Linked DNA regions of Mus musculus: all the other regions are linked to region 4. The links are chromatin loops, found by intact Hi-C in ENCODE. Cell type or tissue: heart. All regions are shown on one strand.

Region 1 (4,000 bases), 230 kb before region 4:
GTCTCTTGTAGTTTCCTGGAGATTGAAGAGCTGAATCACGATGGGCGTGGTGGCGCACGCCTTTAATCCCAGCACTCTGGAGGCAGACGCAGGCGGATTTCTGAGTTCGAGGCCAGCCTGGTCTACAAAGTGATTTCCAGGACAGCCAGGACTATACAGAGAAACAAACAAACAAAAACCAAACAAACAAGAGCTGACTCTCAACATTTGTTTAATGTACTAGCTTAGGTAACTTGCAGTGTCACCATCTGGCAAAGAAGCCCTTAATCTGTCCATTTCCAAGCTGGAAAGAATTATAAGCTCCTGAACCTAGAAAAGTCGATTTGGGTGTGTGGGATGGGGAAAGGATGGAAAAGAGAAATCAACTGTCTACAGATCTTAGGCAAGGTCTATGCAGCCTCGGTAGTGTTCCATTCACACGAATGGAACAATGTGGACAGCAACTATGGCTGTATACAAAGACACTATCCTCTTCCTGCCTCAAGTATGGACTTCTAGAGTGCCATCCTCTAGCTCACTGAGTAGAGCTACTCGGGATGACACCAGGCTTGTTCTCAACTGTTTCAATTCCTGCATCGAATGATTTTTAGTCTACTGTACATCGTCAGTCCCTTCAGTATAAAGTGTATATACAGTAAACATAAAGGTGTAGGACACTGTAATGTAACTTTGTATTCTAAAAATTAAAGATAAAACTGCTTCGTTTAAGTTCACGAAGTAACTGTGGATATGTGCATAAGTTCAGGTCCCGGTGCTTGCAGAAGATGCTCCTGAAGTTGTTACAGGTGAGTTAACCAGACCAAGGTTTGCGTCCCAGAACCCTGGTCTTCTGTCTTCAGAGATGAGCTGTTTGAGCCATCCCTTAAAATAACTTTTTAAAGGGCATTGTACTTAAAGAAAAATTACTTGTAAATATTTGGCATCCTCAGTTAAGTAATGAGCGCTCAAATTAAAAGTACCTTATCTGTGTACCGTGTGGGAAAAAGTTGTTAATATGCTCTCTTCAGTCTGAGTCAGATTCCTGAGCGAAATTCCCGCCTTCACTCAGCCTAATTCTTTCCGGTTTTACTTTATTCTACCGACACCCGTCTTTCACATGCTCCTTTGAGCTTGGAGTACCTCACGCTCTCCCTTTGGTGCTTGGAGTTTTTAACTCTTGAAGTTGCTCCAGTCTCCACCTCCCCGCCCCCAGTCCCCGGTGCTTGCACCAATGCACTTGCCCAGTCCTTTCTCTAGTCCCAGTACTTCCTAGCTCTTTTGGCCCAAACATATTCCAATGGCCCCGCCCCTTGACGATGCCCCGCCCCATTCCCCCGTCCCCGATTCTGCCCTACCCATCCCCGGCTTGCTACGCTCCGCTCCCAAACCGCCCTTTTTAGCTTTTACCTACCACAGGCCCCCCACTCACTGCACCCTCTCCCTAGCCTCTCTCTCCTCTAGGCCGGCCTCTGGTCCTTCACGCTCCCCGCTAGCTCAGCTGCTGGCTGAGAGCCGGGTCCCACTAGCTTTCCTATTCCGTAACCCCGCCCTTCCCCGGAGCCCCGCCCCATCACTCTTAGTCCAGCCCCGCCCCGCACGTACAGTCCGTTCGCTTCGCCTGGCCCCGCCCCCCGCAGATCCCGGCTCCTCCCCTGCAGCGCCACAAGTCGGCTCCTGCGCGCTGACGTCACACGCCAGCGACAGTGACGCGAGGGCCGTTCCCCTCTCCTCAGCAGTAGCTCTATGGTTTCAGGGCGGCAACGTGCAGCGTCCTTACCTTGAGCCTGTGCAGTTGCCCTCACCCCGGAATCCATAGTCACTGTGACGAGGCGGGAGGACTTGGGCGACAGGTAGCCTCCCAGTCCCACACGCTGCGGGTCCGCGCCTGGCCAAGCCACCTCGACCTGTGAAGTTGGGGGCGGTACCCAGCAACTCCCCCTGTGCAGCCGCCGTTTCCAAGGGGTCAGGAACCGCTGTGTTTGTTTCGTCCGCGTAGCCAGGGCGGGTCGCGGAGTACTGTGCCTGACCCGACGGTGGCAAGTCTGACGCGTCAGCCAGAGACCGGTGCCCGGTGTAGGAGTCGCAGCCTGGGCTGTGAGCGGCTGCTGGGTAGACAGACTTGCTTTCTCTTACAGCATGTCATTTCCAAAATGCATCGTGGTGCTTCTGCCTTAAGTCCTATAGGAAGACACTGCCGCCACTAGACCGGTGCTTATGGTCGCCACTGTTATTCTGACTCAGGTCCCGTGTCATTGAGGTGAGTTGCGCGTGGGAAAGCAGTGACAGGCAGACAAGCAGAATGGTGAACTCACCGGGAGTGAGGAGACCTGTATAGATCTGTGGAGTGCATGGATACTCGCCTTAAGTGTTTGCGCCTAAAGCACCTTCTCCTTAAGTTGTTAATGGGGAGGACTTGTGTATGGCTCAAGGCAATTCTTTGGTATTCTAAAAAGATAACGCTCTCTTAAGAGACGATAAACTAATCTAAGTAGATGATAAGTCACTTAAATAGATTAGATTAGATGCCTGTATATTTTAATGAGAAAAATAGCAGTTAACTGGTTACCCTAAAGCTTTCCATGGTTTGACACAATTTCCACGTGTAAAGTATTAAAAGTTTTGCCACTTTAATAATTCAGTGTAACTTTGGGAAGGGGTCTTGGGGATTGGATGACAGGAACTCATTTTTGCTAGGCAGGTGATCTGCCACTGAGTTATATACCCTGCCCAATGTTTTATTCTTCCCTGTAAGATCTCCCTAGAAGCAGAAATATTTTTACTGCCTACATAAATCACATCGGAAATGTTTGTGAAGGCTTAAAAGCCCTAGTCCATCTGAGCTTTCACGGTGATGGGCTTTGCTTATGCTGCAGTAAGTGGAGGTGATGGGCAGCAGCCAGATGGAAAAAGAAGCAGTTCTTTGTTTCTAGTTTCTAGGATCTAGAGGTCTACATTTAAAATGGCCTCTTGTTCTGGTGAAACCAGAGTAACAGATTTTGTGGGGAAACTGGTTTTTACACTGAAAAAGAAAGTCTGTCAGAAATCTGATGAAGGCTGTGGGACTTAACCACAGTTCTTTTGAGGTCGTGTTACTAATGCATTGGCACTGTATTCCAAGTAGGTTTTACCCTTCTAGAATCGTGGACATGATAGCTTTTCAACAGAGGAAGTTTCTTTTTGCTTGTTGATAGTTTCTACTATAAACTCCTTGGGTATTGTCTAAATATATTTACCAAGAAGAAAACACATACTTAAAAAATATTAGCAATTCTTTATTTTTTTTCTAGAGATTCCTCATAATGAAAAAAATAGAGAATTTTCCTTTCTTGGAAAACACATTGACCGTTTTCTACAATTCAGGTTGTCTCTATTGTTTTGGAAGAACCGTGTGTATAGATTTTGCCTGCAGACAGTACCAGAAGACCTCTTGGCATCTGTTAGAAGTAGGCCTCACCTATTCCTAATGTTTCCCTTTGGAATAACCTATCCATCAAATATCTGAAAGAGCTAATGCTTAATCTCTGTCAGTGTTTTCCTAACTGATGGAGATGCAGTTTAAAATTCCTGTACTCTGAAACTTTTAATATGTGGTTCATGTTATTTATCAAGCACTACTTACTTGAAACAGTTCTTAGAAAATTAGAAAGGTACCTATCTAATTTGACTGGAATTGAGGAATATTTTTCTGGAGCATAGTTGATATACTTAAAAAGAAACAAGATATTGTAGTAGCATGAATTTAAATGTTAAGGTGAAGTGTTTGGAAATGGAAAATTGTTCAAGGATGCCTGGTGAATAGTAGGCAGATGCTTCTGCCTCCAACCTGTAACCCCATCCTGTTCAAAATTTAAATAGGGACATTGAGATGGACCAGCAGATAAAGACACTTGCCACCAAGCCTGATGCCTGAATGACCGTAGTTCAGTCCCCTTGACCTACTTACATGGTGGAAGAACAAGCTCCCACAAGTCTTCTTAGTGTAGAGACACACAAACACACACACACACGGTCTCTCTCCATA
Region 2 (4,000 bases), 89 kb after region 4:
GTGCTCAACTGTGGGCAGTCAATTTGCTTCCTTCTCCTAAGGTGAGGAAATGGGGCCAAGTAATTCTTTAAATCTCCTTCAGTTCCTATGATTTAATGTATTAAGGAGGGGCCCAGACATAGAGTCCATCCATCCATCCACCCACCTGTCCATCTATCCGTCCACTCACCCACCCATCCATCCTCTTTTCTTTCTTTTTCTTCTCTTGTGTGCACATGATTGTGTGTATGTGTGAACACATTGTGTGCCAGCATATGTACGACTCTTCACAGACTCAAGTCCTCAGTAGCTGTGCAGTGTGTGCTTTGCTGGCTAAGCTGTCCTGTCCCCTACAGCCTTCCACACGGACTTCCTGAGAAAACAAAACAAAGGTCTCAAGACTCTTTCCTGTGAAAACTAAAATTTTTAGCATTTTTATCTTCATCCTCTCTCTCTCTCTCTCCCTGTGATCTCATTACATATACAAATACATATACTTGGATATAAAATGACATATATTTGTTAACTAAATACGGGATATTTCCTCTTTTTATCCTTAAATTCTATGGAAACCCATTTATACATACATACATACATACATACATACATACATACATATATAATATATATTATATGCAAATAAGATAAATACAGAGACATGAAAACACTTCAGTAACTAACTTAACTAAAAATGAGTGAATCAGACAGTTGACATAGGTTAAATGTGCCTAATTGCAACACTAAGTCACAAAGTAACTTCTCCTAGGCTACTCTTACGTGACAAGGACTAGAAAATGGGTTGTATATGGTTTTCTTGCGTACTGAATGCACTTTTATAACATATACAAAGCGTGTTTATTCACGTCACTGTGGGCATCCTTCAGTGCTACAACCTGCACAGCTTTAGGGATTGAGGTCACGAGTGGATGAAGAATGATGAGACACACTGACACACAGAAAAGTTGGGGCCACGTGAACTGTGTGCTCTCCTGGAGGTGTACTAGAAACTCAGAATGTTTGTATTGTACATCCGGATTGAGGAGAGCTCTTGTCTACCGATAAACAAAGAGGTGGGTTTAGCTAGTCTCATAGTGGGGTGTCTGTGGGGCGTGTTCTTGGGCTGTAGTCATGAGAGGAGGGAGCTGTGGTTAGTATTTTCTGGACACGCTGTCGGCGTCTGTTCACATCCAGCCAGGGTCTGTGGTGTTGGCATCCTTCACATGCCCGCACTCGTGTTAACTGTACACATTCACTCAGCATGCCTGTGCTCCCCACACTGCAGTGCTCATCCCTAGCATGGTCTCTCTCCCTACACGTATCGGCTTTTGTCTAGTTTATATCTTAGCAAATAAAAAATGTCTCCTTTGTTGCAAATGAGTGTGTGTAAAGATTCTCCATTTATAAGCTGGGGGCTGTTAGGGGAAGATGCGTGTTGTCTAAAAGAATTTAAAATGGTAGGGTTCGGTGATAAGTAAAACTGTAATAATGAGTATGTTTGTGTCTCCCAAGAGGTGGTGTGTGCAGCTGACATCAACAATATAATTCCTGTATTTGTTTTATGATAATGGAATTGTGTGAAAGTGCTGTACTTAAAGATGGCTTATAATTCCGTTCAAATGTAGCCAACCATCGTACCTTCAAAAGAGTTGTAAAAATTGCCCTGCAGCGTGTTTTGCTCTGGGTTTGAAGTGTTGTGGAGCAAGGAAGGAGAAATAAATTGCTAAAAAATAATGCTGAGAGGAGGAAGGGACCCTGAAGCTCCACCTCGCAGCATGCCGCCTGGTGGCTAGCTGGTTGCCATGTTGATAGGCAGCTCATGATTCGAGAAATTCCTCAGCTCTGACACTGACAATGAGCTTGGGCCTTGGGTAATAACTTCCTTCTGTTGTTTTGTTTTAAGCACTAGAGCCAACATGTGATTAAATAGTTTAAAGGTTGCGATAGTCTACATTTTCACAGTTCCAGAAGCTTCCTAGTTGAAGATCGAGGTGTGGGCATATTTGGTTGTAATAAATAGGGCTTCAGGGCAGAAAGCAAGAAGACCCACGGGAAGAGGTTTGCTTGGTTTTGAGTGGGAAACCACTATGAGACTGGCAGACAAGAGAGAGTAGAGGATACAGGGGGCGGGGCAAGTGTAGCAACATGGAAGCAGTGTTTGTGGCTCAGGCTGGGAGCAGTGGAGGTTGCAGACACTGGATGAAGCTGAGTGTCTGTTTACAAGTTAGAGCTAGTAGGCTTGCTGAAGGATTGGGTGTGGGCTGTGGACGGCCAGAAATGGAGCCACCACAGTAAACCTAGGTCTTGTGACCAAGGCAGCGAGGTGAAGAGTAGGGGGTGGGGTGGGGGTGGGTGGGGTAGGGGAGTGAAGGGGGTGGGGGTTGGGAACAGGTAGAAGGGCAGGTGGAAATCCAGAAGTCTGTTTTGGACATGGCAGCTTGGGATAAATTGGGATATGAGGAAGACACTCAGAGCTCACGTAAGAAGTACTGGCTGGGATTAGATCTGGGAGATTTCGAGAGGTAGACCAGCAGTTAGGTGGACCAGATGTAGTTAGCTACGTCTGTGGGGAGTCATCCGGGAGCCGACCTCTGACTAACCCTAGAGATGTTCATTTAATTGATGAGGAGGATGGGGGGAGGGAGGAAGAGGGGGAAGAGGAAACCATAAACTTCCTAGTTGATTTTAGTACCCAGCTGTGGTTGCCAAAGGCTTTTATGACTCGGTTTCAAAGGAGGGAAGCCATGAGCTCTCATTTTAGGAGTGACTTTAGATTGTGAAAGGATTCAGTGATGGAGCCCTGAGGCACCTGAGACGGAAGAACAGCAAAGAAGTTTGGGAAGGAGCCTGACCCTTGATTCCTTTGCTGCTGCCATTGTGGCTCCAGGAACTGACAGCTCCTAGAAATGGAGAAGCCACAAGCCCCATCCTGGTCTATTGAATGGCAGTGTGCATCGAATGGCAGTCTTATTAAGCAGGTTCCAGGGCTGGCCTGCTTCTGTCAGGAATGAAGCTAGTTCATTCATTCAACACTCACTTACACTCACTCATACATACACACACACACACACACACACACACACACACACACACACACACACCAGTAATTTGTCCTACTATCCTCTCATTAAAACTATTTAGGATCATATTTTGATCTCTGCACTTGCATGAGAAGGAGGTATTTTTGAAGGAGACATGTCAGGCGATTTCCACATGTGCACAAATTCAGTGAACTAACCCCTCTGGGATTCAAGGATACTATCTAGGCTTTCGTTATTTTCCCCAAAGCTAACACACTTAACTCCCAGGCTCCAAAATTTTCAGTGCCATTGGATCACACACTGGATCACACTGTCAGCATACGCCCTTAAAGTGAAATCAGACCAATTACTGGAGTCACATGGTCACACAGTCAGCAGAAAGGGACCGTGATCATGGAGACAATCTATGTCCTATTCCCTACTCTTCCCTTTGTTTTTTCAGTTGTTTTTCTTTACTAGTAATTTTTCTCATATCCATAAAGGAGCTTAGGATAGCCAAGTTGCAAGTCTAGTTATTATACAGAGAGAGTCTGAAGAACAGGGTAGAAGGAGTTTAACTGAGGCCATAGATACGTCACAAAAGTTGCCAATTATTTCATGCAGCTGAATATTCTAGTCAGGAATAGTTAGGAGCAGTGTGCAGTGGGACGGGGGGTGGGAGGACTTACAGACAGGAGTCAGCTTTTCATCTCTTTTTGATATTTATCTAGTGTATCATTGGTGAAGTAAAATGCAGTAGGCTTCAATTGTTTTGAAAACGTTTTGTTTCTCAAGCCAGGCAGGGTTGGCCTATGCCTTTAATCCCAGCACTTGGGAGGCAGAGGCAGGCGGATTTCTGAGTTCGAGGCCAGCCTGGTCTACAGAGTGAGTTCCGGGACAGCCAGGGCTACACAGAGAAACCCTGTCTCAAAAAAACAAAAAACAAAAAAAAAGTTTAGTGAGTTTAAAATGTTACCCTTTATCCTTTTGGCTATCTTTGTATA
Region 3 (4,000 bases), 130 kb after region 4:
TTCTTAATTCCATGTCTTAAGGGGGAAAGGGAAGACCGAGTTTAGAAAATTTAATTAGTGTAAAAGATATGAGGCTGGCTGAGTTTTAGCCCTTGTGAACTGAAAATGTTATAATATAGTAAATGGCTAGTTCTTTGTTGGGGGTTGACTCAGGGGCAAATCAATGGAATAGGCCACATGAGAGCATATAAAATTAATTCATGTTCAGTCATTTTTATCCTAGGATTTTTATAAGAAAGACTGCATATTAAGCAAGAGAGATTTATTAAACACTGTCTACTGCGTGCCAGCTCCGTTTAATGAAAAACTAATTATAAACATGCTTTTCTGTCATCCAGAGAAAGGAGTAAATCTCAAAGTCTCTGGTAGGTTGGCAGACACACCGTGGATTTAATGTTGGTTTTGCATAGGAAACTCTCAATAGCACATGAGGCCCCCGTACCCTTGGTACCTCCAGTTGTGACGAGGATTCTATTTAAAATCTGAAGCACTTCAGGAGATGGTGTTAACATAGCCATAGTATGTAGGTTGGTAGGGAAAAAAAAACAAAAACCAGTATTTTTATGTTGTGGATGTATAGGAAGTAAGTGTCACCCCTGGGATAGGAAATTAAATTACTTCCAGTGCTTTTTTCATAAATTAAGACTTTTACATCTTTTCTGCAGAATGGAGTTATTTATGAGCATATGTCTCTCTACCATTTCGCACGCAACAGTGAGAATTTTCCGTCTCTTCCATCATGAGTGCCACAGCTGTTGATTCAGGCCTGAGCCTATTAATAATTGTTGCTTCTTGTTGTAGTTGTTGTTGTTGACTTGGTTTGTGGGATGAGGAGGCTGAAGATCTTAGTCCTTTATCTCCAGTACAGGGCAGAGGAATGTACTCAATGGGTGATTAGCAATTGCTGATACCGTGTGGTATGTTTAGCTGCAAAATGTCACGAGACAGCCCCGTCGTTAAAGGCCAACTGCTGCCCAGAGCAGCTTACAAATAGGTTGAATTCTAAAAGTCTACAAACCCTGTTTAAATTTTTTTTTTCTCTTTTCCCTCCTCCTTTTTGAGACAGTATCTCACATAACCCAGGCTGCCCTTAAACTCACTATGGAGCTGAAGATATTCTTGAATTTCTCATCCTCCGGCTTTTACTTCCCAAGTACTTGGATTCTGAGATTTAGTTCGTGTGTGTGTGTGTGTGTGTATAGAAGCTTTAGGGTTGTGGATGTCCCTCAGTTGGTAGACTGCCTGCCTACCATGCGTGAATCCCCAGGTTAGATCTCCGGTGATTTATTAAAGTGGTGGTGTACAGCTGTGATCCAATACATCAATGAAGGCAGGAAGATCAGAAGGTCAAACTCACTCTCAGCAACGTAGAGGCAGTGCTGGGCTGCATGAAACCTCGTCTCACAAAGCAAATAAAAAACAAAACAAAAGAACATTAAATGATGTCAGGTCTCAGAATAGGTGATATATAGTCAGTGGCACTACCACTTGTGCCAACAGGGACAAGGAACTGTCAGAAGTAGGGCACAGGTGGAGGCACTTTGGAATGTGGAAGGGAAGTCTTTGACAGGGAAGTTGAAAATCAGGATGAGGTATGGGGTATGACCAAATGTTTTTCTTTATTATGTGTATTTTCTGTTTCAGTTTTCAAGGTAGTCTAGCTGTGTAGCCCAGGTTGACCTAGGTCACGATGTTGCTCAAGCTGGCCTTGAACTCATGATCCTTTTCTCCTCAGCCTCCTCAGTGCTGGGATTACAGGCAGGAGCCCCCTTGCTCAGCTCAGGATCTCCATAGCAACAACAGAAAAGTACTCTAGCATCTCAGGGATCGAAACTTCTAGATCCAAATCGTACTGTCCTTAGAAGCAGTGAGAAGCACAGAATGGTTTTACAATCACAGCGTTCATTGAGGGTCTCTTGCCTCCTGGCTGCAAAGCAGGGAGCCAGAGCCAGTAGTCTTAACAAGAGTAAGTCAGGGGACTGAAGAGAAGGCTCAGTGGTTAAGAGCACTCACTGCTCTTCCAGAGGTCCAAAGTTCAATTCCCAGCATCCACATGGTGGCTCACAACCATCTGTAATGGGACTTGGTGTCCTTTTCTGGTGTGTCTAAGAATAGTGACAGTGTACTCATATAAGTAAAATAAATAATAAGTCTTTAAAAAAAAAAGTAAGTTAATCTCTGACTCCAAAACCTCTTAAATTATAGCATTACCTTCTACTTACTGACTATTGCCTGTGCTCTGTGTCCTGGAGAAGGAAAAGGACATACCATTCCTAATTATTATAAGGATAGAGACACCATGAAATTCACATGATTAACTAGTATGGAAATCTCTCCTCTTTCTTGGAGATTAAATGTGAAACAGTAAGTTACACAGCAACACAGCTAAAAGTAGCAACTGTTGATGTCCCTCGAGCACACTCATGCAACCTGGCCTCTCTCTTGGACCAGTTTGTGCCTGAGATCCTGTATCCCGGAGAGACCATTTAGGGATGCTGATGTGTTGGGTTGAAGGTAGGGTGAGTGGAGAGTAGGTGAATGGGCAGCAACAGTGATGGGTTGTGGGATTTTACATGGTGTTTGCCTATGGGATTCATTTCCTGTGAGGTGCGTGAGGAAGAGGCACACATAAGAGGATTGGAAAGCAAAGGGACCTTTGATTGTCACTTGAACTTGTGCCTATAATTCCAATGCAGAGCACTTTAGTATTAAGATGGCCTTCAGCCCCTGGCTCGGGCTTGAAACATACTGCCTGTTTTCCTAACCTTAGACAAATCCAGGTCTAACTGCTCTCTGTGCGGGTCTCATGAAAAGGCAAGAGGAAGAAATCACGCCAGGAAGGATCTACATACATGAACTTCTTACTTATAACATCTTGTGACGTTCCAGTGTCCTGCAGCAGCTCCTACTGAGATAGAAGACACTGTCCCCCACCCCACCCGCCCTCCGTACTATTCTAGAAAGAGACAGGCTAGCCAGGGTGGAAATCTTCTGCCGGGCCTGTTAGTTGCCTTAGGGGGACAGAACCTGGGCATCGCAAAAGATGGCCATTTCATATGGGCAAGTCCAGTGTTGATGAACCGTATGGGTCCCAGTGGCCTATAGGTGTTTTTGTTGTTGTTGTTTTGTTTTGTTTTTTTGTGTGTGTGTTTTGTTTTGTTTTGTTTTTTGTGTTTTGTTTTGCTGGTGAAGGGTATATATGCCTCTGCTGACCCAGACTCCAGTATAATAGGCAGGTTTCCAGGCCAGGTCTGAGTCTATGAAAGGTTGTAGTTCTTCTCTATAGAGATGTCAGGTCTTACAAGATAGCAAACTGCCCACAGCACAGTACAGGGTGGATCACCTTTTGAACTTCCACTGGGCTAGATTTTTGCAGTTGAGGCGGTTTATAAGCAACCTACAGAGCTTCCTGTTGTATCACAGCTGTACGTTCAAAGAGCCCCGTCATTTTCCCAGCCCACGGGACCAGGCAGCAGAGAGGACTCTGATTTTAATCAGGCGTTCCGTCGCATTCACTCGGTGCAGAGAGGGAGGAAAAAATATAATCTGCCTAGTGTTACTGAGCACCATCTCTTCTGTTTCAGCCACAGAGAGATGACTGTGTTTTTCTTAGATACCAGCTTTGGGTCTGTCTGTCTGTCTGTCTGAATGTCCCTCTTTCTGCCGTATCTCAATGTCTCACTCTTCTCCTTTTACAAGCAATGACATTTGGCTACTGTTTTATAATAAGATGTGACCCTTCTTTATGTTTTGTTAAAATGTAAATCTGTTTTTTCTTTAGTCAGGTCCATAAATAGATGTTTGCTTTGGTTTGGTTTTGCCTCTTTCTAAGACATTATTTATCCCAGTTGCTCTTTTTTAATTTTTTTTTAATTGAATTTCCTTGTTGTACATGTCCTCTGCCTTTGCCTTTCCTTAGACACACTGTCTTGAGACTGGGTTAGAAAGGTTGGAGTGACAATCAAGCCAAGCTCCCCGTTTTTCCACGTATTCCTCCGTG
Region 4 (4,000 bases):
CGATGTCTTGTGCAAGTAATTATGGATGGAACCCTCCGAAACTTAGAACTAAAATAGCCCCTCCCCCATTGTCTCTGTCTGGCATTTCATCTTGCGATGCAAGATGAAGCAACACAAGAGATTATGTGATTAAGGTCCTACCTTTTCTCCGCCCCCCCTCCCCCCAACTTTTTTTGAGGAAAGAAACAGGTCTTGGAATGCAGAGAGCTGGAGTAGAGTCCTACTCTGTGATGTAGGGAAGTTACCCAAGTGGACCTTCAGTCTTAATACCCCCCAAATCAGTCTGTTCCCTGACTCTGACTTTCCAGTCTGCCCAGCCTTCATCTCCAGTTTCTGCTGCAGCGTTAACTGGGCCAACACTTTCAGAATGCTGTTTGTAGTTAACTATTTTTCTCCTCATTCTCTTCATCCATTTTTTTCCCCTTGCCTTTTTCAGCTCAATATAAACACATACTTGTTCTCCCTCTAACGGGAAAGGAAGTGGGCAATTATTTTTGGTATTCATACAGTCTAAGTCTCAGCATATTAATCTCTTTAGAACAAAGCTGGGAAGGATGACATAGAGAGCTGCTGTGAGGATGGAATTAATACGTTTAAGAGTTTAGTACGGTGCCTGGCTTAAAATGACTGATGATTGCTACTTGCTATAATTTTATTTTCTTAACTTGAATGATACTCACTTATCTATTTATTATTATGACTTAGCTGTGGCTCTGGTTGGAGATGAACTGATAACCCGAGATTCCTTTTCAATTCCTTATCAGCTTGGTTGGTGGCCTGGCAAGAATTTCATACACGATCTCTCTTGTGAAGTTACTTTTGGTAAACTGACAGTAAGTATAAATGAATCACACTCTTTGACAACATTTAACGCGTCTCTGAAATAAGTTTGACAAACAAGCCTACACACACACACACACACACACCCTTGGACACCCCTTTTTGCAAGCCCACATTTCAGAGAATACAGGTGTGTGCCCGGGGCAACAGAAACAGATTACAGAGATGATGATGATGGCTGCCTCCAAGGCGCAGATAAAAGAGGTATCCCCTAGCCAGCTTCAAGGCGCCGGCCCACCTGGGTCAGACTTTGAATTCACCCCATTTTAGGCAGGTAGGAAGAACCTCCCCAAGACTGGCTTTAATCTCCCACCTGTTTTTCTAGTTTTTTTTTTTTTCTTTTCCCTTTCTCATTCTGAATTTTAGGATCCGCATTTCTCCAAACTTGCTTGGATTTGTCTCCCTTGGCTGCTGCAGTGGGGGCTGATTGCTGGGTGGAAGAGGCGGGCCCCGGGATCCATAGGGTGGTCACTAACCCGGACTCCAGAACTAAGGGGTCTCACTTTGCTCTCTCTATATCCACCCAGGCAGTGTGCACGCCCAGCAAAGCGCGATCGGTTCCCGCCAGAGCCACTCCCTTCCCAGGCCACCGGGAAGAGTCGGTCTCCAGGCACCGGCCAGGCGGAGCCGGAGGCCGGCAGGGCGCCCTTGCCCCAGCCTCTTCCTGGTCCCTCGGCGCCACTCCCACCGCCCTCCTCCTGGGTAGCCCAAATTTGCTCGGGGTGCACGTCCTCGGGGCGTGAAGGCGCGGGTCCCCGAGCCTTCCTCCCGCTAAGTGCGTCCCCGAAGCTGCCGCCCGCTGGGGGCTCCAGCGCGGGTCCCCGAGCGGCGGGCGGCGCTGTGGTGCGTCCCTCCGGTCCCCGGGCGCCCGCTGCGCGCTGCCTCCGCCTCCTCCTCCTCCTTGGCGGCGTCGCGTTCCCCCGCCCTCCTTGCTGGGCGGGTGGGAGGCGGCGGCGGCGGCGTGCTGTGCGAGCGCGCGCGAGGGGGGCGGCCGTGAGGAGGCTCCCGGTGCCACCGCGGCGGCCGAGCCACACGGGCAGCGGGCTCGGCGGGGCTGCATCTACCAGCGCTGCGGGGCCGCGAACAAAGGCGAGCAGCGGAGGCGCGAGGTAGGGTGCGCGGCGAGTCGGAGACGCCGGGCGCGGGGTGGTGGCCGGTGGTCGCCCGCATCCCAGTGGTGCGCGCGGGTCGGTCCCCGCGCTTCCCCTTTGGGTCTCCGGGACCTGCCGGGAACGAGCCCCGCGGCCTCTCTCGTCTCTTCCGAAGCCTCTGCCGGGCCTTGGGGCCGCTCTCTCCCCGGACACAGCCGGGTCCCTTCTGCCTCTGGGGTGGCAGTCTCCGGGGACTGTCGCTGAGCTCATCCCCGCGGGGTCGCTAGTCTGCTTCCCGCCGCACTCAGTGGCGCTGACTTTGGCCAACTTAAGGCTGCATCTTTATTTTTCTTTAAGTCCTTGAAAACTTCCACCGATCGGTGTTGGGCAATTTTTTTTTTGTCCTGGATTTGACCTAAAGGGAGGCTGAGAGGAGGCAGCTGGGTGAGATTCCCTGTTTCTGGAGCTACCCGGCCGCAGCCTCAGCTCCTAGGACCATCTCTGTCCCCGGCTGGCGACACCTGGCTCTGGGGTGTGTTTGTGGCGAGCACCACGCCAAGGGGTTGGGGGCTACCTGTGCCCCACCGTGGGAAGAGGGGCGTACCCTGGCTCTCCCCAGAACCGACTAGTCAGGAACAGCTGTTAATGTAGCCTCCAAATCCTTTCACCCCCTCCCCACCTAGGCATCTACATTGGTTGGGGTGGTGGTGGTGGTGGGGACAGCGATGCACCAACTGGCTTCAAATACTCTTTCTCCTGAGGGGGCCGTTTTTCAGATGTACCCAGAGTTTTAAGCCTAGCATTCATTCCATCGTCGAATTTTGGTGAACATTTTACTAGATTTTTCTGAATGGGATTAAGACAAGCGGTTCAGAAATCTGTTTCAGAGTTTGTCAGCCATGCCGGAAAGGGTGATTTTTCTTGTAGCTATTTTCAAGCAGGTTTTGGCTATATCTTTTAGAATTGCCGACCATCAGCTCTGGGGGGTGGGGGGTGGGGGGCCTTAGATAAGATTAAGCTGTCTGTTCTCAGACAGGGAAGACACATATGTATTTAATATTGGGATCATTCACCCAGGGCAAGGCTTCTTAAATGATAACGGTGGCTTAAAAATTGGGAAGGTCGTTGGACTTAAAAGTATTGTTTTAGATAGAGGAAACTTCCAGTCGGTTTTGCTTAGGTTCTCCAATAAGTTGAGAACTTCATTAGGCAGCCGATATCGGTCTTTTATTGCTTTTTCATAAATCCTGTTTATTGCTTGCTAGTTCTTGCTGCCCAGTGAGGTTCTAGATACCTTCAGGGATTAGTAGGGAATCGTTTAAGAAGCCTGTTGTGTTTTTAATTGTTGACTTTGGAGCTCAGAAACCACATTCCAAAGCCAAGCTGGACTATGCAGAGGAAGCACTTTTGTGTACTTTTTGGTTCTTGGCTCCACTGTGAACTTTTCCCTCAGATAACAACAGTCATTTTTCTCTTTCCTCCCCTCTCTCCCCATAACTCCAGAGCAAAGTCTGAAATGGATGTTACATGAATCACTTTAAGGGCTGCGCACAACTATGAACGTTCTGAAGCCGTTTTCTCACTAAAGTCACTCAAGATGGATGAGTCTGCCTTGTTGGACCTTCTGGAGTGCCCTGTGTGTCTAGAACGCCTGGATGCTTCCGCAAAGGTCTTACCCTGCCAGCATACCTTTTGCAAACGCTGTTTGCTGGGGATTGTGGGTTCCCGGAATGAACTCAGATGTCCCGAATGCCGGACTCTTGTTGGCTCTGGGGTCGACGAGCTCCCCAGTAACATCCTACTGGTCAGACTTCTGGATGGCATCAAGCAGAGGCCTTGGAAACCCGGCCCTGGTGGGGGCGGCGGGACCACCTGCACAAACACATTAAGGGCGCAGGGCAGCACTGTGGTTAATTGTGGCTCGAAAGATCTGCAGAGCTCCCAGTGTGGACAGCAGCCTCGGGTGCAAGCCTGGAGCCCCCCAGTGAGGGTGAGTAGCTTGGAAGAGAGGCAGTTGGGTGAATGCAGGCGGTGATGACCGACTGCAGCTCTTCTTTATTAGCTTATTT
Region 5 (4,000 bases), 59 kb after region 4:
TTATGTGATGTCAACATAGTTCGACTTCATATTTTTATTTTTTCGCTTTAAAAGAGACTTCAACTCTCTTATAAATAATAGTCTTTGTAATGGTTCACTTTAATTCGGAAAACTGGGTTTGTTCCAAGGTCAGCAGCATCTTAGAGGTAGTCATGGGTTACAAAATTCTAGAGCCATCCTCTAAACTGTTCCTCTTGCTATGACTCGAGAGATAGGGTTTTGCTTCAGCGGTAAACGCTCCCGCTCCTTCGCGGCAAGAAAATGAAAATAAATAAAGGGAACAAAGGGAAGCTGGAGGGAAAGAGGAGAGATAAGGTACGAGGCTACAGAGAGCCAGAGGGCAGAAGGCAGCCTGGCACCTGTCATTGATGGAGAGAGTGGAGAGCGGGAACGTAGCTTAGAGTCACCGTGCACAGCGGCTCCAGCTCTAGCACACAGCACGGTTAGGGTTGTCACTGTCCCCCTTTATAGGCAAGGGCGCATGCAGGTCTTCACATTGTAGTGGAACAAGGGTCTGAGCTGAATTTTATCGTAGTATTTGGTGACTTACCATGGACCCAACTCCACCTAAAGGATACAACGTGGCTCTTCCCACCGTGTTTAGGGAGGAGGGTGGATAGGAACTGGAACTCTTCAGTTATGAGGCTAGCTTATCCCTGCTGCAGACTGAGAGTGCAGTGCAGGGGAGGATCGGGGATGTTGACCTCGGAGGAGACAGGGAGCCTGCTGAGGGAAAGCATCCCGAATGAAGGTCCTTGTCCCAGAGTGGACAATGCTTATTCACTAAGACAAAGACCACACTCTGGCCTTACAACGCCCTGCCTTACCTTGTTATGTTGTTAAAGCTTTTCTTATCTTTCCCTTGTTCCTTTTGAGTTTCCGCTCCCATCTTGTTTTCTTTTTTCCTACCATATGATGTCTTAAGAACAATGTGCAGATCTGCTAGGCAGGTCCTTGGGCTTCTTCAGTCAGCTTAGCTTATTCTGTAAACCCCAAAACCCCAGTGAGTGAGAGAGGGAGGAAAATGTGGAGGGCGCCTGAGCGAGATCACCCAAGCTTGTCCTCTGTCCTCCACGTGCCATGTGCCACACAAGCACACACAGGGCTGGATAGCTAGATAGATGATAGACACACAGACAGACTGGTGATAGACACATGACAGACAGATGACAGACAGACAGATGATAGACAGATGATGGGAGATAGACAGACAGATGATAGAAGATAGATAGATGATAGACAAACATGATAGATAGGCAGACAGAATAGAGACAGATAGACAGATGATAGATGATAGGCAGATGATAGACATACAGATGATAGACAAAGCAGAGCTAGGAGGAAGTGGGTAATTTTTAGCAATGCTTACTGGCTTCTGCATGATTATGAGTTCTGATCATCTCTCCTTGAATTACCAAAGACTTGCGCTGACCTGTGTGTAGGCTTCTAGGAGCTGGACCAGAAGGAAAGAGAGAGACAGGGTCAGGAATCACAAGGGGTTTTAGACTTGTGTTTGGTGCTGTCTCCTGCCTTAGGGGGCCAGAGCAGAATGAGCATAACTAACGTGGCTGGTTGTAATTTGCTGGCCATGTAGGTTCCGGGTTGTTAATGATTAGGAATGAAGGTAATGACGTGCTAAAGTATTAAGACAAGGACTTGCTTGGTCTACTATTCGCCAACTCCTTGTTTTCAAGAAACGTTGGTTGGTATTTCATCTACAAGAAAGTATAATTATAGTACTGAGGTTTCCCCACCCCCCTACACACACACACACACACACACACACACACACACACACACACACACACACGGTTTCCTTTGCAGATGTGGAGTTTCTTTCAGGGCATATGACTGAAAGTGAGAGGAAAACCCCAGGCACAATGGGGGTTTAGTGGGTAACAAAAGGATGAATGAAATTCCTGTAGAAGATAAAGTGGGTGGAAGGCCAGAGGTCATTTAAACTCTGGACAGAAACTGCTGTTACTTGGGGTCAGCCAGTGGGGGGAGGGATGGAGGTTGTTCTCGAAGGAATGTGGTTACTTTTTTAATGGAAACAAAAATAAACAAACAAGCAAAAACCCAAATCGAAGCCTTAAATGAGTAACTGGGCAAGTTCTTTACAGTTCTTTAAATTGTTCTTTTTCTTTTTTTAATTTCCTGCTTCTTCCTGCTTCCTGCATAGTGTCTTGGCTACAGATAAGAAAGCCTGGCAGATTCCAAAAGAAGCCTCTGGGGTTGATTTGCTTTCTCCAGGCCCTGTGCCCATCTTTGGGGCAGGATCCGCCCACCCGGACTAGTGTTTCCCTCTGGGGTCAGCAGGCCTCTGATCTGAGGCCAGCTCTGTGGGAGAGCGCTTGCTCCTGTTAGCGGCTCTGCAAAGTAGCACCTGTGCAAACAGCCCGGTCTCTTCTCCTTTGCTGTGGCTTAGCTGTCACTGACCTAAGAGACCAGGCATTTAAAAAGGGCGCTTTTGCTAGTGCCTTCCACAGAGCCCTTGCTGCAGCCCGCCCAGCCATCATAGTCTATCACTGGGTTTATCTTTACAGCGAAACCGGTAACCCCCAAAGCCTGGAGGGCCTGTAGCTCAGGAATGTAGAGGGCCACTGTGGAGCTGACCACATATTGCAGACAGAGTTGCAAGCATCTGGGATCTCTCCAGGCCATTGTTGATTCTGAGGCTGGTGGCTAATCCTAAGTTTTCACTGCATTGTTGAAACTTGTTTGAAAAATGTAGGGAATTTGGTTTCATGGAGGGTATACTATCTAGGAGTTAACAGGTCTACTTCTTCTTAGGCTCCTGACCTATTCACTTTGCCTCACTGGTTCTTGATGCTCCACTGGTAAATTAAAGGAATATGGAATGTGATATTTTTGAGCCTCCCGTAGCTTGAGTGTCTTCTACTGTGTTTCCTGAAAGGACTGGACCACTTGATGCATCCAAGGTCTGTTGTGTGCACTGCACACAGCTTGCCTGGGGATGGTTTCTAATGTCCTTGCTGCAAGGAGATAACTTTGAGGGTACTGTCAGCAGACCCCTGGCTGAGGTAGGTCACTGAGCTATGCAGCAAGCATAAACTTTACTGACCCATCCTAGATGGAGTTTCTGTGTGGCATACAGAAGGACCACTAACCAATGTTTGGAAGCTCTGCCATTTATAGAGGGGAAGGTCTCTGTAATCCTATCCCTCCCCATGGTGGTCTCTTGGTACACACTCTCCCTCCCCATACCCCTCAGTGGTGCATGCTGATACTCAATTGGCTGCTCTTTAACAAGTTCCTGAAAGCATTCAGTCTTGGGAGGCTTTTCTTTAGATGGCCTCATAAATGTTGCTCTTGCTGGCTTTCCCAGTTTATCATTGGGTAGCCTTTCAAAAATATTAACTGGAGCTGGGGAGAAGGTAAAGTCCTTGCCCTGGGTACATGAAGACTTGTTTGATCCCAGATGTCATGTAAGCAACCACATGTGGTGGTGTGTAGTGGTGTATACTTGGGGAGATGGAGACAGATCCCTGGAGCTCACTAGCTAACCTGCCTACCCTAAAGTCCTAGTGAAGAGACTCAGTCTCGAAAGAACAAGATGGATGTCTCCTGAGACGTGGTACCTGAGACTGACCTCTGGCTTCCATGTGTACACACGACACTTTCCCCAAAGACAAAAATGTGAGTTGGGTGTGGTAGCATATGCCTTGTAATCTGAGCTAGCCAGGAAGCTGAGGCAGGAAGATTGTGAGTTTAACCAGTCTTTCCAACAAAACAAAGCAAAAACTGAGTATAGTTGTCTTATAGTGTTGACAGCGAGGGAATGAGCATATGTGAGAGGCCTGGAATAGCTGGAACGTGAATGGTCCTGACAGGCCGTAGCTTCTTTTTCAGAGATCATTCTGCCAAGACAATGTCAGGTGTCAATTAGATGGGTTAGCTTCTCTCTCTTGGCAGGCTGTGTGTTTTGTGTGTGCTTGTTCTGGTTAAGAAGTTCTTTATTGTTGTTGTTGTTTTTGAG
Region 6 (4,000 bases), 120 kb after region 4:
GTACTAAGTTTCAAAGACCCGGTAGTGTTTTAGGATTGAAAGCAAGGTCTTGCACGTGTGTCTTGGTTTGGAGTAGTTATATGTTGAAGTGATATAATATTTTGTATATAATAGTTTTTTTCTTTTTATTCTTCTAAATGTAGCTATTTGGGAAATTTAAATTATAAGATTTATCTTACATTTAAGTTGCCCAGTGCTGGCCCAGAGGCAGACCTCCCTTCCCTTGATAATTCTAAGAGACTTTTTTTTTTTTTATTCATCACAATCATTTGTAGAGACTTAAATGGTGTCTTGGCCTAGCAGAGGTTCTCTTACCAATTTTATAGAACTCCCAGTTAATTAGTCTCTCGTGTGCGAGTCTTGTATTGTAAATGAAGGTTGAGTTTGATTTTTATGTCTGGTCAAGCAAAACTGAAAAACTTGTTATCCAAAAGATAAAAGCCTAATAGGGGATCTAAACCTGTCATGCCATTATTGAAGAAGCGTTTCCAGAGGACAGTGGTGTGAGGCTAATGCTGTCATTTCTTCTAAGGAGGTGCAAGAGGGCTTGAGTTTCTGTCTTGCTTTCTCCAGAGTGCTGGCTCTGTCTGGGGAAGGAACAGTGGACGTTTGGCTGCTGGGATGGTGAAAGGCTGCATTGACAATGTGGATTTATGAAGGTCGGGTTTCACAGTGGAGAGGGAAGGGTAGGTGGCTCTTTCAGCAGCGATGACCACTGAGCTGTGTGAAATGAACCTGTCCCTGTCCCCACCACACTCTTTCCAGTAGCCCAGGTGGTTGTACAGCTCAGTGACAGAGATGGAAAAAAAGGGAGGGGTAGGATTAACATACTCAGAAAAAGTAAAGCTCCCTGAAAAATTAACTTCGAGATAATTTTTTGAGACAGTCTCATTATGTACAGTAAATAGCCGTATTTGGCCAGGAACTCATTGAATAACTAACTCAACTTCAACTAACCTTCAACTTTTGTGCCTCCTGCTTCAGCTTCCGCGTGCTAGGATTATAAATCTGAATAGCCACACCCAACTATAACAAGAGAGCTCGAGAACATGATATTTAGTAGAATTTCTATAATAGAAAATATCGGTATATTTGGAGTATAAAGTAAAACCTTACTTATAAAATATTAATATGGACCAATATTTCAATTTAGACATGCACACAAATGTATGTATTCATTCATACATATTAAGTAAAGAGTACTTTATTAATATAATAGTATTATAATGCAAAAATCATTTGCATTTGTAAAACAAATTTGTAAAAAAACAGAATATCAAAAACCTAGTTGAACTATGGATAAAGTATGGAAATAGAAAACATTGTAAAAAGAAAAGATCTGTTTAATCTCATTAAAAGAAATGCAAATTAAATAATATGAAATAGCTTCTCTCATCTACTAGAGACTTGAACAGTGACTAGTGAGGATAATATTCATGAAACAAAGTGGTAGAAATTGAGATTTCTTTGGGGTGTGATGCACCTATTTTCTTCAAAAGTTTTTAGATGTACACATTTGTATAACAGTTTGAGTTTTAGGAATTTGCCCCGTAGATATCCTGCTACAAGCATGTCAACAGTATAGAAAATAATAGCATTTCCTCTCTATAGTGGAGAGCCATGCTTCTTCCGGTGGCCATGGGAAGATGCTCAGGGCTGTTAGGTAACAGTGTGCTTTGCCTGGACTCATCTGCAGTCCTGAGATTAGTGAAAAGGATGCATATGTGGCAGTGTTATCTCAAATTTATAAATAGTGAAGCTGTAAACTGTTAAACATAAATGTGTTGGGAAGAGACACAGGCATAGATCTTTGATGTTTTATCCCACAATATTCTATGCCATGTGCTTCATTCTTAAAGATGACTAATTACCTTCTTGTTCTTTTGAGATGGAACTCTCAGTCTGTAGTGCAGGCTAGCTTGGAAATCACTATGTAAACTGGGCTGGCCTTGAACTTGTGACATATCTCCTTCCGGAGAGTGCCTGCCTTCACCCCAGTGCCAGAATCACAGATGCCAGCCACCAGGACTGGCTGGTTAACTACTTTTATGATATATTTTAAAAGTTTTAACTGCCTTTGGGAAGAAAAAAATGTTCAGTAATACTCTACTCTAGTGGATTATAAATTAAAATAGTATTCCCTCATACCTTCTGTCAGCGCTGTGTAATATCCAAAAGCTAGAGACTTACTCTTGTATAAAAGTTCTTATGAAGTAGTGACTACCAAAACTATTTCCCTTTTGGGGGGGTCAGGGTGGGTGTTTTATCTTAATTAATGTTATTTTTTATCAGTATTTCTCTCTGAGTTACTTGAGGATCTTCCTCAAAAACATAAATAAGAAGGCTGGAAAGACAGCTCAGTAGCAAAGAACTCGCCCGGCACGTATAAGGCCCTGCACTCTCAATCCCTGCCACTACAAAAGTTAATAAATTAGTAAAATAATAAGAAAAAAATGTAAAAGCTCATGAGAAGTTTAAGATCAGGAAATCTCTTTGCCTCCTTCCGCTTAGCCCTAGAACGCTTGAGTTGTACTGTGTGTGCAACTTAAGCCTTATGTGAGGTCCTTATCACAGGCTGGATGGAAGGTCTTGTAGGGCTTGGGGTTGTTTTGCAGGTCATGAGTGCACTTTTAACTTTAAAGGTCACGTCGAGGTAAATGTCAGAGGAAGCCCCCTGGTAAATGTCAGAGGAAGCCCCCTGCCCACTGAGCTCAAGCAGGCATTCTTAAATTTTATCAAAATTCCATTAAGAGCTGTCAAATCCTTGGCTCCCTGTAGTTACAAAGGTTGAGGAATACTCACAGCAGGTTTCTGCCAGGTTTACGTGTTCCACTCTCCACTTTATGATTTTCTCCAGAATTTAGGGGGGAAAGGGAGTGGGAAGATACTATTAATACCAACCTCTGCTGTTCTGGAAAAAAAATTTAAAGTAATTTTAAAGGATGACAACATCTTGCTAGCAAACATTACTGTCACGTATCAAAATAAAATGCAGGGTAAATACACTAGGCTGTTTAGAGGACGAGTAATAAAGTAAGAATTGAGAGAAGGAGAGCTAAAGGAGACTGAAGTGGTTGGCCTCCTTGTATTTCTTCCCTGGGCATGAGGAGTTTGATCAGTAGGCTGCACAGTGGCCATAGAAATGGCCAATAGCTGTGCTAGCCTAGAGTTGCGGTCCATTTATTATCTCAACCACACCCTACTGGGCCTGCATGTTGCTGCTTATGCAAACCACTGTATTATTGTATGTGAGGGTTTGTGCCCACCAAACAATATGTTGATCACTCCTGGCAGTCTGTGCTTCATAGGCAAAAATCCATTGGGAGATGGGAGGGAGGGGAGTTGACGGAGAAGTCTAGAATTAAATGTTCTTTTATCACAATTAACAGGAAAGAGTGTTTGCTTCATTGAGTAATCTGGATAAATGTCAGAAGTTGAAATTATAGAATGCATACCCAGCCGGGCATTTAATTAATTTAATTAAGTGCCTTTAATCCCAGCACTTGGGAGGCAGAGGCAGGAGGATTTCTGAGTTTGAGGCCAGCCTGGTCTACAGAGTGAGTTCCAGGACAGCCAGGGCTACACAGAGAAACCCTGTCTCGAAGAACCAAAAAGGAAGAAGAAGAAGGAGAAGGAGGAGAAGAAGGAAGAAGGAGGAAGAAGAAGGAAGAAGAAGGAAGAAGAAGGAAGAAGAAGAAGAAGGAAGAAGAAGAAGAAGGAAGAAGAAGAAGAAGAAGAAGAAGAAGGAGGAGGAGGAGGAGGAGGAGGAGGAAGAAGAAGAAGAAGAAGAAGAAGAAGAAGAAGAAGAAGAAGAAGAAGAAGAAGAAGAAGAAGAAGAAGAAGAAGAAGGAAGAAGAAGAAGAAGGAAGAAGAAGAAGGAAGAAGAAGGAAGAGGAGGAAGAAGAAGAAGAAGAAGAAGAAGAAGAAGAAGAAGAAGAAGAAGAAGAAGAAGAAGAAGAAGGCACACCCATTGTGTTTAAGTCAGTTTTTATAAACTCCT
Region 7 (4,000 bases), 240 kb before region 4:
GGTCTAATTTTAAAACGCCATACTTTAAATAAAGCACACAGGACGAAAAGTTCTCTAAAGTAACTTCTGTTTCAACAAGTTTACTACCAAAACGCAAATATCCACACAAAAAATGATTTGATATGCATAAGTCTAAAGACCAAATAAGATAAAATAAAAAAACCTAAACGTTTTTAAACTTGAGCAAACTGTAAATTCAAGACTAATTCTGTGCTGGTTCCTAGTTTTTAATTCTACGTATAGGTCCTTCGAAGGTTCCGGGAGGGAACAGGAGAGATTTTAATGGGCTGGACAGCAGGTAGGTGGGCACCTCGGCCAGAGCCCGGCCTCGCGGTCCACCGTCAAGGCGTGAAGCTGACAGCTGGCGACTCACCTTGCAGCTCAGAGGCATAGCAAGCTGGGCGGCTGGTGGCTGCGCTGCCTGTGGACCCCGCATCTGCTTGCGATCGCGCGCCAGCCGCCCCGGGAGCTTCACCGGGACACCGCTGCCGGGTGGCCACCCCGGCGGACTTTACTGCTACCGGCCTTTCAGGAGAGGTTACGTAAAGGCGGCCAGGTGGGACCGGCGGAGGCTGGTTTCAGGGTGAAGTTCAATCCTCCGGCTCCAGCGGGCCCTCAAACCAACCCGCCTCTGCCCCGACTGGAGGCTCACTGCGCTCTCCAAGGACTACAGGAGCAGTCGCGCTCCACCTCGGGAGGAAAGTAACGCGGTTCTCACGCCTCCGCCCACTCCAGCCTCATCCTCCGGACAGACGGACGGACGGCCCGCCCCGAGCGCACCGGCAACGAGCTGGCGAGGTGACAGCCGAGCGATTCCGCGACCAGCCCTGACCCGCTGAACTGGAAGAGAAGCTGCAGGAGTCGGAGCCCGACAGGTGCGTCGCACGCGCGTGACGTCAGCGCGTTGACGTGAACGGCCGCTCGGCGTCCCACCGTCCAAGCACTTCCACGGCCGCACTGGGAGGCACCTCTGCGCCTATTGGTCGGAATGGAGCGATGGGCGTGACCAGGGCGTGGCCGGGAGAAGACCTCCTAGGGGAGCCTCGAAGGCCACGCTGGGCGGCCGAGGTGCCACCTGCTCTCACGTCGCTCACGTTCTCCCCGGCGGAGAAAGCGCTTCGGAAGTGTGCGGTCCCCGGCATCGTGGCAATGCCTGGCTTCCGCTCAGCGGTGAGAAGCCGAAGCAGGCGGAAGCGAGCGTATGACCCCCGGGGTTCCAGAGCCGCGTCTAATGCTACAGGGCCTGTAATGGTGTACAGAGTGTACTACGGTATCATCCAGCCTTATGCGCCGTCGCAGGTTATGCGCTTTAACAAAAAAATACCAAAGAAAATCCTGATGAGTCCAAATTTAGACACCATGCATTTCCAAAGAGCTGAGGGTTCCACGTGGTCTTACATACTGGGTTCCTGTCGTGTGTCACAATATATAGGAAGCCTGTTCCCCTTGCTCAAGGAGCTGTATTGTGACTCAGCAGGGAGGTGCATAAATAAATTCCTGGCCTCGGCCAGAGCTTGCCCAAGAGCCTGGTGAACAGGTAGGTGCAGTGTTTGTAACTGGACAAGACCTGTGGGACCAGGATGGCAGTCGCCACTGGGTGGCAGAATTAAGACATGTCTTGGTTGAGTGTCTCATGTATATTTATATATCGCCTAATGAATACTAATGTCCTAGTATATTTACTGTCTTACATATATTAAGTGTGACTTGAGCTCTCACTGCTGACATGTAGCCTGATTCTTTTGCAGGGGGAGCGTCTAGATTTTTTATTAAAAGCAGTAGTCATAGCCAATCGATCTATTTTCTATAAAGATGACAGATTCCTTCTGAACTGTTTTAGTTCTTTTGTGAAAGATTACTCCTTTAAGTAGACAAGAAAACTGTCTACTTATACATTTGTTTTCGTTTGTTTGTTTGGTTGGTTGGTTTTTTGGTAACACTTATACACTGATTTGTGAGAATAATTTATTTTAAAACATGTGGTGGGCACAGTTTGTGGCATACCAGAAGTGCTGTGTTCTACTTCAAGCTTGACAGAAGTAAAATACTTAATTTCTGGCATACATCCAACCACACTAGTAGTTCTCAATCTTTACTCTCTTCAGAGAAATAATTTTAACTGTTTCCAGGTTAGATGTAAGCCTTTCTGTAAGTACTCCTGAAGGAAAATGAGATTTTGTAACTTGTGATTCATGTAAAAGAGTTGTCTATGAGCCCGTGGCCTGGGGCCGAGAACAAAGCAGAACAGACAGGGCTGTTGTTAAGACATTCCTAAGAACAGCTTGACTGTAAAAATGAAAAAATGCAAGGACGGCGCAGGCAAGGCTATCTTGTCTGAGTCGACACCATCTGGCCGGAACCTCCCCTCTGTCTACTGCCCCATGACACCGGGTAAAGTCATACATCAACTGGTTACTATGTGAACAAAGATAAGCCCCTTATCCCATAAAAACCCCTAGCTTTCGAGCCTCGTGGCCGACATCTGTTATCTCCTATGTGGGATGCATGTCGGTCTGGAGCTCCGTAATTAAACGTCCTCATGTAATTACATCAGGATGGTCCTTCGTGATTTTTTGGGTGCATGCCGAATCGGGAATTGGGTGGGGGTTTCCCTACTAGGTTCTAACACTCCTTAAATGTGTGAGGCTCAGAAGCACCACATTCAATAATGTTCTGTGTGATAGCGTCATCAAAAAATAGATTACAGCCAAGAAATCAACTTCTTTGTGATTCCTCCAAGATTCTTGTCAGAAAAAAATCAGCTGACACAAAATCTCTTCTTTAACAGACCTGAGTTGAAAGAAAGAGTCGGGACATCCCTGGCACTGTGTAGTATAAGTGCTGTGACAGGAACACTTGCAACATCATCTCGTCCCTTGTCCTCATTGACAGGGATCTTATCAACCCTTTTAAGAGTGATATTCTTACGGCAGAGATAATTCTCAGCAAGGAATTTTTATAGACTTATAAAAAAAATAAAAGAACAACAAACAAAAACCAGCAGCCTGACTATCAAAATTCTTAGAACTTTAATGAGAGTTTGTGTGACTCTCCTGTTGCTATGCACAGGTATTTATTATATGAGAGTTCTATAGGATAGAATTCTGACACAAGTCTCACTGGTTAAAATCAAAGTTGGCTAAGTTGTTTTCTTCTAGAGGCCTGAGGGAGGAATCAGCCTTGGTGCTGTTGAAGTTATTAGAAAACATTTGAATTTCTTGGCTCATTTACTCCCTCATCTTCAAAGCCGTCAGTGAAAGGCAGAGTCTTCCCATAACCTAACTTATTGATTCTAGGGATTAAACAGACAAGGCTGTCTTTGGGGAGCTAAAATATGCTGCCCGCCCTGGAATAATGTCTTAGTATACATTCTAATATACTGGAGGTATTCAGAGACACAGAAGTAATTTATCTGCAAAAGGTCACTTTCTCTTTTTAAGTTGGATTTTATTGTTGGTAGAAGTGAGCTTAAGCAGTGATAATAACCAAACCCTGTTAATATTTAGGAAAAAAAAAAAAAAAAAAAAAACGAAAGAACTCAAAGTGCAAGTGTATTTCCACCAAATGTACCATAACCTGTCCGTTAGTCTTCCTGACACCGGGGCCAAAGGAAAATAAATAAATAAATAGTGCCTATGACCTGTGAAAGGCCTAAGACTTTCCCCATGTTAGTAGGCTTCCTGCTTTGAGAATGCCAGGTTGTATTTTGTAAATCTGGCAAAAAAAAAAAAAAAAAAAGAAAGGAAGGAAGGAAGGAAGGAAGAAAGAAAGAAAGAAAGAAAGAAAGAAAGAAAGAAAGAAAGAAGCCAAAAAGAGCACCAGGAAGCACATATGTTTCCTCTGGATTATTCTTTTTATGTTGCTATGGACTTTCCTTGAAATAAGAAACTAGGTCCACACACCTTTAATACCAGGACTGGGGAGAAAGACAGAGGCAGCAGGTCTCTGTAAGTTTGAGGGGAGCCTGGTCTAGAAAGAATGGAAGGAAGGGAAAGAAAAG

The links. A loop is a pair of places that touch in the nucleus more often than their neighbours do. Peaks named below come from ENCODE experiments on the same cell type or tissue, not always from the same donor. Only the 100,000 strongest peaks of a DNase experiment are listed, where the experiment ranks them.
Region 1: a loop joins it to region 4, with 3 times the contacts of the local background. A loop is called at or near these places in 5 of 42 quality-filtered maps.
Region 2: a loop joins it to region 4, with 5 times the contacts of the local background. A loop is called at or near these places in 9 of 42 quality-filtered maps.
Region 3: a loop joins it to region 4, with 2.2 times the contacts of the local background. A loop is called at or near these places in 10 of 42 quality-filtered maps.
Region 5: a loop joins it to region 4, with 4 times the contacts of the local background. A loop is called at or near these places in 10 of 42 quality-filtered maps.
Region 6: a loop joins it to region 4, with 2.1 times the contacts of the local background. A loop is called at or near these places in 9 of 42 quality-filtered maps.
Region 7: it touches region 4 in a loop (2.5-fold over the local background); 5 of 42 quality-filtered maps call a loop at or near these places.

The regions. Positions count from the first base shown.
Region 1 is chr8:60,991,528-60,995,527 of GRCm38, forward strand. Nek1 (NIMA (never in mitosis gene a)-related expressed kinase 1) reads left to right here and starts at 1,666. Exons shown (of 33, transcript NM_175089.4): 1 at 1,666-2,236. In heart, no CTCF peak of the experiment used is centred here; DNase peaks (open chromatin) are centred at 1,294 and 1,644; H3K4me3 peaks cover 2,554 bases; H3K27ac peaks cover 2,145 bases.
Region 2 is chr8:61,311,411-61,315,410 of GRCm38, forward strand. All of the region lies in intron 2 of Sh3rf1 (SH3 domain containing ring finger 1), which reads left to right. It overlaps Gm40499 (a long non-coding RNA gene), which reads left to right. Exons shown (of 2, transcript XR_870456.2): 2 at 1-2,016. Among named protein-coding and RNA genes, the nearest start is that of Gm40499, 13 kb to the left of the region's middle. In heart, a CTCF peak has its summit at 1,768; a DNase peak (open chromatin) is centred at 1,831.
Region 3 is chr8:61,355,762-61,359,761 of GRCm38, forward strand. All of the region lies in intron 6 of Sh3rf1 (SH3 domain containing ring finger 1), which reads left to right. Among named protein-coding and RNA genes, the nearest start is that of Gm40499, 57 kb to the left of the region's middle. In heart, no CTCF peak of the experiment used is centred here; no DNase peak of the experiment used is centred here; H3K4me3 peaks cover 45 bases; H3K27ac peaks cover 353 bases.
Region 4 is chr8:61,222,398-61,226,397 of GRCm38, forward strand. Sh3rf1 (SH3 domain containing ring finger 1) reads left to right here and starts at 1,774. Exons shown (of 12, transcript NM_021506.2): 1 at 1,774-1,949; 2 at 3,435-3,921. The coding sequence starts at 3,529. In heart, CTCF peaks have their summits at 1,660 and 2,237; DNase peaks (open chromatin) are centred at 1,484, 1,614, 2,104, 2,514 and 1 weaker place; H3K4me3 peaks cover 3,059 bases; H3K27ac peaks cover 1,949 bases.
Region 5 is chr8:61,281,434-61,285,433 of GRCm38, forward strand. All of the region lies in intron 2 of Sh3rf1 (SH3 domain containing ring finger 1), which reads left to right. It overlaps 1700001D01Rik (RIKEN cDNA 1700001D01 gene), which reads right to left. Exons shown (of 5, transcript NR_045475.1): 2 at 1,370-1,453; 3 at 828-983; 4 at 579-723; 5 at 89-139. Among named protein-coding and RNA genes, the nearest start is that of 1700001D01Rik, 5.4 kb to the right of the region's middle. In heart, no CTCF peak of the experiment used is centred here; a DNase peak (open chromatin) is centred at 2,328; H3K4me3 peaks cover 921 bases; H3K27ac peaks cover 1,455 bases.
Region 6 is chr8:61,342,948-61,346,947 of GRCm38, forward strand. All of the region lies in intron 4 of Sh3rf1 (SH3 domain containing ring finger 1), which reads left to right. Among named protein-coding and RNA genes, the nearest start is that of Gm40499, 44 kb to the left of the region's middle. In heart, no CTCF peak of the experiment used is centred here; no DNase peak of the experiment used is centred here.
Region 7 is chr8:60,982,403-60,986,402 of GRCm38, forward strand. It overlaps Clcn3 (chloride channel, voltage-sensitive 3), which reads right to left and starts at 909. Exons shown (of 13, transcript NM_173873.1): 1 at 374-909. In heart, CTCF peaks have their summits at 916 and 1,590 (motif pointing right); DNase peaks (open chromatin) are centred at 959 and 1,539; H3K4me3 peaks cover 1,864 bases; H3K27ac peaks cover 1,764 bases.